2 separate regions of the Homo sapiens genome follow, and region 2 is linked to region 1. The links are chromatin contacts, found by Hi-C or POLR2A ChIA-PET in ENCODE. All regions are on one chromosome and are shown on one strand. Each heading gives the region's core, a stretch centred on a gene start or an enhancer-like site at or near the end of the contact. The rest is flanking DNA. Distances are from core to core; before and after follow the strand shown.

Region 1 (4,997 bases), core at 678-3,177:
TACTGAGGCAGTGTGATGTGCCAGGCCCCATGCTAAACCCCAAGGATATAGAAATGAATTATCTTGCAAACACTATGATCTTAAGAGCATATTTTGTGCTTTAAAAAAATCAGATCTTAAGCCCCTGACATGTAATATTTAGAAGGTATATAATACAGTCTCTGTATATGAAAAGTGTTATTTATTTACAAAATGGCAGGACATGAAAAACAAGGTATCAGAGTATTTGCAGTATTTTTTTAAAACTGGTAAGATAATAACTTCTCAGCTCAAACATCTATTTCCCCTTTCCAGTTCTTCTGGAATTGTTAATCCTTAAGAAACATAATGAACAAAATTCACTCTGCCATCTAAAATGACAAAAGAAGTCTGTTTTGGGGCCATATAATCCTTTTCTGTAGGACAAATCTTGGCAGTATATACAATACTTCCTCTCTTCCAATGTGGAAGAAAAAAAAAAACCTTTTGAACCCACCAGTTTTCAAAGATTAACTGTACTCATGCAAAGTTTTAACCTTTCTCTGACACAGGAATGTTCCATATATTTCCACATTCTGACAGGCAAATGCATTCTCCAATTAGCTACTGACCTTTCATGATGAAAATGGGCAATAAGAGTGTATTTCATTTCAGCAACCCTGAGATACTTATAAAGTCAAAGAATATTATATACACATGTTATGGCAAGAAGCTTTTACAAATTTTAAATACCTTAAAAAGCACATGCATTTTCACTGGGAAGTTTTAAGAATACATTCTAAATATTCAGGAGTCCATTAAGTGGCAGAATATTTTACATCTGCCCCGTTCCTAAACAGTAAAATGAAAATTTCATTGTTCTGCTTTAGAAATTAAATTTGACCACTTTGAAATTAAAGGTGCAATATTAACCATGTAACTGTTAAACATTTTACATTTTTCAGAAAATCCTTAAGCATTTATTCAAAATAAAGGTAACAAACATCTACCGTTTTGTGTAAAATAACTATCAGTGACTTAATTTGACAGCGACATTTAAGTTTACCATCAGTGGTAGTTTGAACTATCTACACCTATAGATAGTAATTAGATACATTCTGACAGTTTTCCAGGAAGAGCAAACCACAGACACTTAGTCATGAACTGAAAAGCCAAAGCATTAGATTCTTATATCACATGCAAAATGTTCTCAATTGTGAGCATTTTACTATGCTTAGAAAGTTATTTACAATATATGGATCTCTTTGGTAGCATGTTCTACAGGAAGAACTGCTTCATGATAACAGTTTGTGGGGGCCAGGTGTGGAGGTTCATGCCTGTCATTCCAGCACTTTGGGAGGCTGAGGCAGGAGGATCACATGAGGTAAGGAGTTTGAGACCAGCCTGGCCAACATGGTGAAATCCCATCTCTACTAAAAATACAAAAATTAGCCAGGCATGGTGACACACATCTTTAGTCCCAGCTACGTGTGAGGCTGAGGCAGGAGAATTGCTTAAGCCGAGGAGGCAGAGGTTGCAGTGAGCCAAGATCGCGCCACTGCACTCCAGCCTGGGTGACAGAGTGAGACCCAGTCTCAAAAAACAAAAACAAAAACAGTTTGTGAGAGAAAATCAGAGTCTGTCCTTAAACTCACTGGTTTTCCTTTGCTAATATTATGGCTTCTCTTTTAAAATAGCCAAAGGTTTCAACCAGTCTAGCTGCTGCCACCTTCTTATTAAACTTTAATAAGCTAAGCTTTTTAAGCCACATAAAAATTTCATCAAGCATTTGTCAACCTTGGGGAAAACGGAAGGAGGAAAAAAGGTCAGAACATCACTTTCCACCACAGTAGCATCTGGAGAGACGCTTTGGAAGGATCCTGCATGCAGTCAGCCGCAAAATAAATGCTAGGAAACAAGCTCGCAGTTTGTGGCCTGCACCAGATGGTGATTATGTTTCCTCCTTCATCAGCCCCGGCCCCACACTGGGTGCTAATTAAAGCACTATCTTCCAATAGCAGGCTCCTGGGACAACCGTGAGCCTTTGTTCCAACGTCCTCAGGGTGAGCTACACCCAGTCCACTAACACAGGCTTGCCTGTCAACAACACCACTCCAGAGCAGCTCCTTCTCATTTTACTTTCAGTGTTTCGTATGTCAACATATTTTAAAAACAAATCTTTTAGTTTTTTTTTTTTTTTTTTTTAACAGGTATATTACATGTTATAGGAGGGAAAAGGAGGTGGGCTGCCTGGGGCCCTCAAGACATGAGAAACGGGTGGTGGCTTCCAAGCTTCCTTACTTCCCCCATAGATTCCTGACAATGTGCTGCAGAAGCCTCCAACCTGGAACAGCCAACAGGACCAGAGCAGCCCACCACCCGACCCCAGAAAAAGCCGAGAAAAGCCCAACTCCGCTAGCCAAAGTACCAAGAGAAGGATGGCCTAACATCAGAAAACACTTGCAGTAATATTCATTCTACTCCAGCCAGGCGCCAAGGGCAAAATCACAATCCTCCTCCCACCCTGGTCTCACAGAGCCCAGTGGGAATAGGCTCTCCCAGCCCGGCTCCTCAGGAAGAAAAGCTGTGCCCACTGGTCTAATTAACACCCAGAGAACATGCCACCCAACAGCAGAATATTTTTTCTAAGCACCAATGAAACACTGACTAAGACAAACTACATCCTACATCATAAAACAAACTTCAAGAAACAGAAGAGAACTGAAATCATAGAGTATTTCTCTGAGCATAATGGAATCAAACCAGAAATCAGTAACACTAAGATAATAGTAAAATCTTGGCAGGACACAGTGGCTCATGTCTGTAATCCCAGCACTTTGGGAGGCTGAGGTGCACAGATCGCTTGAGGTCAGGAGTTCAAGACCAGCCTGGGCAACACAGTGAAACCTCATCTCTACCAAAAAATACAAGTTAGCCGGACACGGTGGCATGCGCCTGTAATCGCAGCTACTCGGGAGGCAGAGGTCAGAGAATCACTTGAACCCGGGAGGTGGAGGTTGCAGTGAGCTGAGATCGTATCACTGCACTCCAGCCTGGGTGACAGAGTAAGACCCTCTCTCAAAAGGAAAAAAAAAAAAGTAAAATATCTAAACTACTGGAAATTCAATAACATACTTCTCAGTAATGTATGGGTAAAAGAAGAAGTCTCAAAAGAAAAAAATACATAGGACTGAATGAAAATGAAAATACAGCATATCAAAATATGTGAGGCATAGCCTTAAAGAAGTGCTGAGAGAGAAATTTATAGCACTTAATTCTTACATTAGAAAACAGGAAAGCCTTCAAATAAACTAATCACAGACTTAAATGTAAAACATAATATAAAACTTCCAGGAAAAATAGTAGAAAATCTTTGGGATATCTAGGGATAAGTAAAGAATTTTTAGACTTGACACCAAAAGCACAATTCATAAAAGAAAAAATTAATAAACCATAAAAATTAGAAATTTTTGCTTTTCAAAGACCTTGTTAAGAGGTTGAACAAAACAAAATACAGACTGGGAGATAATCTCTGCAAGCCACATATTTGACGAAGGACTTGTATCTGGAATACATAAAAAGCTCTCAAAATTCAACAGTGAAAAACAATCTAGGTAGAAAATGGGCAAAAGACATGAATGGATATTTCACTGAAGAGGATATACGGATGGCAAACAAGCACATAAAAAATGTCTAATTAGAGAAATGCAAACTAAAACCACAAGAGATGTTACTACACAACTCAACAATCACAAGAGATGAAAACACCAAGTGCTGTCGAGAGTGTGGAGGAACTGGATCAGTCATACATTTCTAGCAGGAATGCAAAATGGTATGGCCACTTTGCAAAATGAGTCTAACAGTTTCCTACAGAACTAAATATGCACTTATCTTAACAGCCCAAAAACTTCACTCTTGGAATTTACACTGAACTCAGAAATTACACATTTATCCCAGGGAAACGAAAACTCATGTTTACACCAAAACCTGTATGTGATTGTTCACAGCTGCTTTATTTGTAATAGCCAAAATCTGAAAACATCCCAGATATCCTTCAATGAGCGAGCAATTAAACAAACGGTGGTACATCCAAACCATGGGATATAGTTCGGCCATAAAAAGGAATAAATGACTGATACACATAACAACTTGAAAGTATCTTGGCCGGGCGCAGTGGCTCACGCCTGTAATCCCAGCACTTTGGGAGGCTGAGGTGGGCGGATCACAAGGTCAGGAGATCGAGACCATCCTGGCTAACACGGTGAAACCCCATCTCTACTAAAAATACAAAAAATTAGCCAGGCACGGTGGCAGGCACCTGTAGTCCCAGCTACTCCGGAGGCTGAGGCAGGAGAATGGCGTGAACCTGGGAGGCGGAGCTTGCAGTAAGCTGAGATCCAGCCGCTGCACTCCAGCCTCGGCGACAGTGAGACTACATCTCAAAAAAAAAAAAAAAAAAAAAAAAAAAAGTATCTCAAGGTAATTATGCTGAGTGAGGAAGTGAAGAATTCCAAACTCTAGAGGTTACATACTATATGATTCCACCTATATAACATTTTTTTCTTTATTTTTTTGAAACAGAGTCTCACTCTGTCACCCAGGCTGGAGTGCAGTGGTACGATCATGGCTCACTGCAGCCTCTGCCTCCCAAGTTCAAGCAATTCTCGTGCTTCAGCCTCCTGAATGGATGGGACTACAGGCGCATGGCACCTTGCCCAGCTACATTTTTGTATTTTTAGTGGAGATGGGGTTTGCCATGTTGGCCAGGCTGGTCTTGAACTCCTGACCTCAAGTGATCCACCTGCCTTGGCTTCCCAAAGTGCCGGGATTACAGGTGTGAGCCACCGTGCCTGGCCCATGATTCCACCTATTTAACATTCTTGAAATGACAAAACTATAGAGATGAGAAACAGATTCCTGGTAGATTAGGGAAGGGGGAAGGAGGGAGGTGGCTGTGGTTATAAAAGAGTAGCACAAGGGTTCCTTGTGATGGAACTGGTCTGTATCCTGACCGTGTTGTTGGTCATGTGAATCTACAC
Region 2 (4,997 bases), core at 1,548-4,047, 49 kb after region 1:
CAGAGATGGGGTTTCACTATGTTGGCCAGGATGGGCTCCATCTCTTGACCTCGTGATCTGCCCGCCTCGGCCTCCCAAAGTGCTGGATTACAGGTGTGAGCCCCTGCGCCCGGCCAGCAAATACATTCTTAGAATAGGTTTCTCTGTTACCTATTTTTACTTCATTTCAGTAGAACAGCTGTTTATATCTTATGCATTCATGCTGGTTTCTTCAATTAATCACTCATATTGTTTCTTGAGATGATTTGTAACGACCCAGCTTTCTTTGTCCTAGGATTTGCAAACTTAAAAAATGATACAATCGCTTTCTTCCCAATTTCTAGGCACTTTGCATTATATCACCAAATGCAAAGAATTCCTTCCACCCCGTGGCATGTCACCCTCCAGGCCAGGGTCAGATGCAGATGCCCACTTAGCTTTTGAGACAATGCACATTCCTTTCGCATCCTCCCTCTCCCTCTAACTTCTCCGATATCCAGTTGTCCCCGCACCCTTTACTGAAAAGACTATTCTTTCCCTCTATTGAATTGTCTGGGCACCCTTCTCAAAAATCAAGTGACAAAAGGGTTTCTTTCTGGTTCTCAGTTCTACTCCACTGATCTACCATGTCTCTATCAGTACCACACTGTCTTGTAGTAAGTTTTCAAATTGAGAAATGTGAATTCTCTTAATTTTATTATTTGTTTTCAAGATTGTTTTGACTACTGTGAGTCCCTTTTACTTCCATATGAAGTTCTGGTATTTTCACAGGATGGTCTGAATGTGTAGGTCAATTTGGAGGGCACAGGTACCTTAACAAAACAAGTCTTTGGACCTATGAACATGAAAAGTCTGTTTATTTACATCTTTAATTCCTTGCAACAGTGCTTTGCAGTTTTCAGTGCCAATATTACTTTAAATGATATTGTGAAATTTTTATTTTCTAATTGTTTGTTACTGGCATATAGAACTACAACTGACTTAATTTTTGTTTTATTGATCTTTTATCTATGGGTGTTCCTAAATGTATTTGAGTTTTTAAAAAATTACTCTGCTGGTTATTGGTAACAAGAAATAAATTTTGGCCAGGAGTGGTGGCTCACACCTGTAATCCCAGCACTTTGGGTGGCCAAGGCGGGCAGATCTCATGAGGCCAGGAATTTGAGGCCAACATGGTGAAAACCCATCTCTACTAAAAATACAAAAATTAGCCAGGCCCTGAGATCGAGCCACTATACTCCAGCCTGGGCAACAGAGTGAGGTTCTGTCTCAAAAAAAAAAAAAAAAAAAAAAAAAAAAAAAACAAAAAAAAACAGCAAACAAACAAAAAATGCAATTTTTTTTTTCTTTGAGAAGGAGTCACTCTGAGCCACCATGCCCAGCTAGAAGTAAGTTAAGTTTTACTGGCATTTAATTAAGGATTAACACTGGCTGCTTTCCTCAACCTGAATGTCAGATGACTTTGTGTGTGTGTGCGTGTGTGTGTGTGTGTGCGCGCGCGCACGCGTATGTGTCTGTGTGTCTGTCTGTCTCATGTGGTATACCAGTTGTCCTAAATAAAGAGAGGGATTTCTGAAATGCAACAGGGATGGTAGTGACTCTCTCATTCATCCGTTTGTTTTCAGATAATACTGCCAACAGTATAATAGCCATACACTACTCAGTTACAGGATTTACAGACGAAATGATCCACTTTTTACTAAATTGTCCCTCATCAAATGGACAAATGCCTTTTTTTAAAAACCCCAGCAAAAATAAACTGGTAGAGCTGATACTTCTCTCTTTTTAGCTACTATAAAGGGTTAAAAAACAACCATCACCATTACAACTGGTGCGTGGCTCATGGCTGTAATCCTCTCACTTTGGGAGGCTGAGGTGGGTGGATCATCTGAGGTCAGGAGTTCAAGACCACCCTGGCCAACAGGGTGAAACCCTGTCTCTACTAAAAATACAAAAATTAGCCAGGCATGGTGGTGGGCACCTTTAATCCCAGCTACTCGGGAGGCTGAGGCAGGAGAATTGCTTGAACCCGGGAGGCAGAGGTTGCAGTGAGCTGAGATGGTGTCACCGTACTCTGGCCTGGGCGACAGAGCGAAACTGGGTCTTAAAAAAAAACAAAAACAAAAACAAAAAAACAAACAAACCATCACCACCAATCAGATTTGGAAAAGAAAGTCAAAAAACTAGAAAATATCATGAAGACTATCAGAAATATAGATTTATTCCCGCTGTTACTCTTAGCCTAAGTGTTGAGCCTTAAGATAGTATCTGTGGGGAAAAAAAAAAAAACCCTAATAGTGTATGTATGACATTTATGAGTTTAATGCATACCCTGGGGCTACATGTGGATGTGCAACAGAGAAAGTCTGTGTCCTGTTACTATAGAGAATGGGCTAGAAGGGAGCCACAGACCAGAGGAGGCTGCAACAGGTGTGGAGAGAAACAGACCACATTTTAGAGATATTTAGGAGTTTGGATCAATAGGACCCAGTAATTACTTAGATATGGGAGTGGGGGGTCTAAAGAGGGAAATGCCTCAGTTTCTGGCAAAACACACTGGGCAGAGGTGGTGTTACCGACAGACAGCAAACACTAGAGGAGGAAAAGATTAGGAAAGATGAACCATGTTGGACACGTTGGGCTTGAAAGAAGACTCAGAGAAAGAAGACAATTCTTCCTCTCTTAAGAGTGTCTTATGGACACTCAAATGTATTCCCAATAAAATGTGTATATATGTGTACAAAAGACACATACAATGCTCATGACTGGACTGCATTGTTCTTAACCACCAAAAAGCAGGAAACCCACAGGCCCATGGACAGCAGAATGCATAACTACCACATATTCATAAAGCAGATCACCGACAAAACCACTGCTACATGCAGTAACATGAATTCATCTCACTAACATGATGTGAGCAAAAGAAACTAGTCACAAGAAGGCATACCGTGATTCCATGTATATTGTGATATAATAAGAAATACATATTTAGTCTTCATCCCTGGTTTCTGTCATAGAATTCCTAACACGTTAGTAATTTCCTGAGTGACAGGGGTGAGAGGAGCATGTTTTCTTATTCAAAATAAGCCCCTTTCAACCATACCAGCGTCTGTGCTAATAAGGTGACTCTTGGAAGATGGGGTCTGGTTGCCAGAGGAACCAATCATGTAATTAGAGGACTGAAACTTTCAGCCCAACTCCCAGCCCCTCAAACCTCTGGGGAGGGGCAAGGGGCTAAAGGTTGAGCCAATCCAATGGCCAATGACTTAAATCAATCATGTCTGTGTCGGGGTGGGCACAGTGGCTCACGCCTGTAATCCCAGCACTTTGGGAGGCCGAGGCGGGAGGATCACCCGAGGTCAGGAGTTTGAGACCAGCCTGGCCAACATGGTGAAACCCCATCTCTACTAAAAATACAAAAACTATCCGGGCATGGTGGTGCATGCCTGTAATTCCAGCTACTAGGGAGGCTGAGGCAGGAAATTGCCGGAACCTAGGAGGTGGAGGCTGCATTGAGCCAAGACCGTACCACTGCGCTCCAGCCTGGGTGACAGAGCGAAACTCAGTCTCAAAAAAAAAAAATCATGTGTAATGTGTAATGGAGCCTCCCTAAAAACTTTAAACAACAGGGTTCAGGTAGCTTTGGGCTAGGCGTATGCCAAGAGGATTATTACACCCCCGCAATACCGCGACAGAAGCTCCTGGTCATGGGACCCTTCCAGACCTTACCCTATGTACCTCTCCATCCGGCTCTTAATTTGTATCTTACATAACACCCTTTATAATAACAGGGACAGTAAGTAAAGTGTTTTCCTGAGTTCTATGAGCTGTTATATAGCAAATTATCAAACTGAGTAGGGCGTTACGGGAACCTCCTGAATTGTAGCCAAGTCAAGACAGATGTGTGGGTACCCTTTGTCCCACTACCTACAACCGGTGTCTGAAGTAGGGGGCGGTTTTGTGGGACTAGGCCCTTTACCTGTGGGGTCTGCGCTAACTTTACCAGGTAGTTAGTGTCAGAATTGAATTAAACTGTAGGACATCCAATTGATGTTGAAAATCCACACATTTGGTATCAGAGTGCTGCAGGTAAAAAGCTGTCCTTTACACATAAGTTAAGGAACAGGTATAAACTACGGTGTCAAAGCGAGGACAGAAGTTACTGCTGGGGAGCGAGGAGGGAAGGAGCCGTGACTGGAAGGGACCTGAGGTGGTCTGCAAAGCTGGCCACACTCAACTTCTCCACTAGGTTCATGGCTACATCAGTGTGTTCATTCTGTGGGAAGTCATCAGGCTGCAGACTTACGGTTGTGTATTTTTCAGTGTATGTTACAGCTGGTAAAAATGTGTGCTAATTTTTAAAAATCTGGTCACTTTATTCCCCAGGTTAAAATTCTTCAACAGTATTTTAACACATGCTACAACACAGATGAACCTGAGGACATATGCTAAGTGAAATAATCCAGTTACAAATTATGAGGAACTAACCTAGTCGAATTCATAGAGACAGAAAGTAGAGTGGTGTTCGCAGGGGCTGCGGCAGAGGGGGTAATGGAGTCTTGTCATTTAATGGGTATGTTTTTATTTTTTATTTTTGAGATGGAGTCTTGCTGTGTCGCCCAAGCTGGAGTGTAGTAGTGTGATCTCGGCTCACTACAACCTCTGCCTCCCGGGTTCAAGCGAGTCTCCTGCCTCAGCCTCCTGAGTAGCTGAGACTACAGGTGCACACCACCACGCCTGGCTAACGCTAATTTTTGTATTTTTAGTGGAGATGGGGTTTCACCATGTTAGCCAGGCTGGTCTCGAACTCGTGACCTCAAGTGATCTGCCCACCTCAGCCTCCCAAAGTGCTGGGATTACAGGCTGAGCCACTGCACCCAGCTGGTATAATGGGTATAGAGTTTCCATTTTGCAAGACAAAGAGTTCTGTAGATGGGTCGCACAACAGTGGAAATGTACTTACCATGACTTAACAGTTAGATGGTCAATTTATACGTTATTTTACCACAATTAAAAAA

The links. Hi-C counts contacts between places; a loop is a spot of excess contacts on that map. ChIA-PET counts read pairs that join two places held with the same protein, here RNA polymerase II (POLR2A). Pooled maps may share reads with other maps.
Region 2: a loop to region 1 is called in a map of pancreas, with 2.1 times the contacts of the local background. The contact joins two enhancer-like sites. A Hi-C loop is called at or near these places in 2 of 168 maps with a recorded cell type or tissue (endothelial cell of hepatic sinusoid and pancreas) and 1 of 50 pooled maps. POLR2A ChIA-PET finds 5 or more read pairs at or near these places in 3 of 52 experiments (H1, PC-9 and naive thymus-derived CD8-positive, alpha-beta T cell).

The regions. Positions count from the first base shown.
Region 1 is chr5:180,005,846-180,010,842 of GRCh38, forward strand. The region is part of intron 3 of RNF130 (ring finger protein 130); the gene reads right to left. Among named protein-coding and RNA genes, the nearest start is that of MIR340, 7.1 kb to the right of the region's middle. RefSeq lists an enhancer at 1,705-2,206. Within about 2 kb of position 1,928, at least 3 of the 41 ENCODE cell types and tissues checked have a DNase peak (open chromatin) inside an H3K27ac peak, as active enhancers do.
Region 2 is chr5:180,053,999-180,058,995 of GRCh38, forward strand. All of the region lies in intron 1 of RNF130 (ring finger protein 130), which reads right to left. Among named protein-coding and RNA genes, the nearest start is that of RNF130, 15 kb to the right of the region's middle. Within about 2 kb of position 2,798, at least 2 of the 41 ENCODE cell types and tissues checked have a DNase peak (open chromatin) inside an H3K27ac peak, as active enhancers do.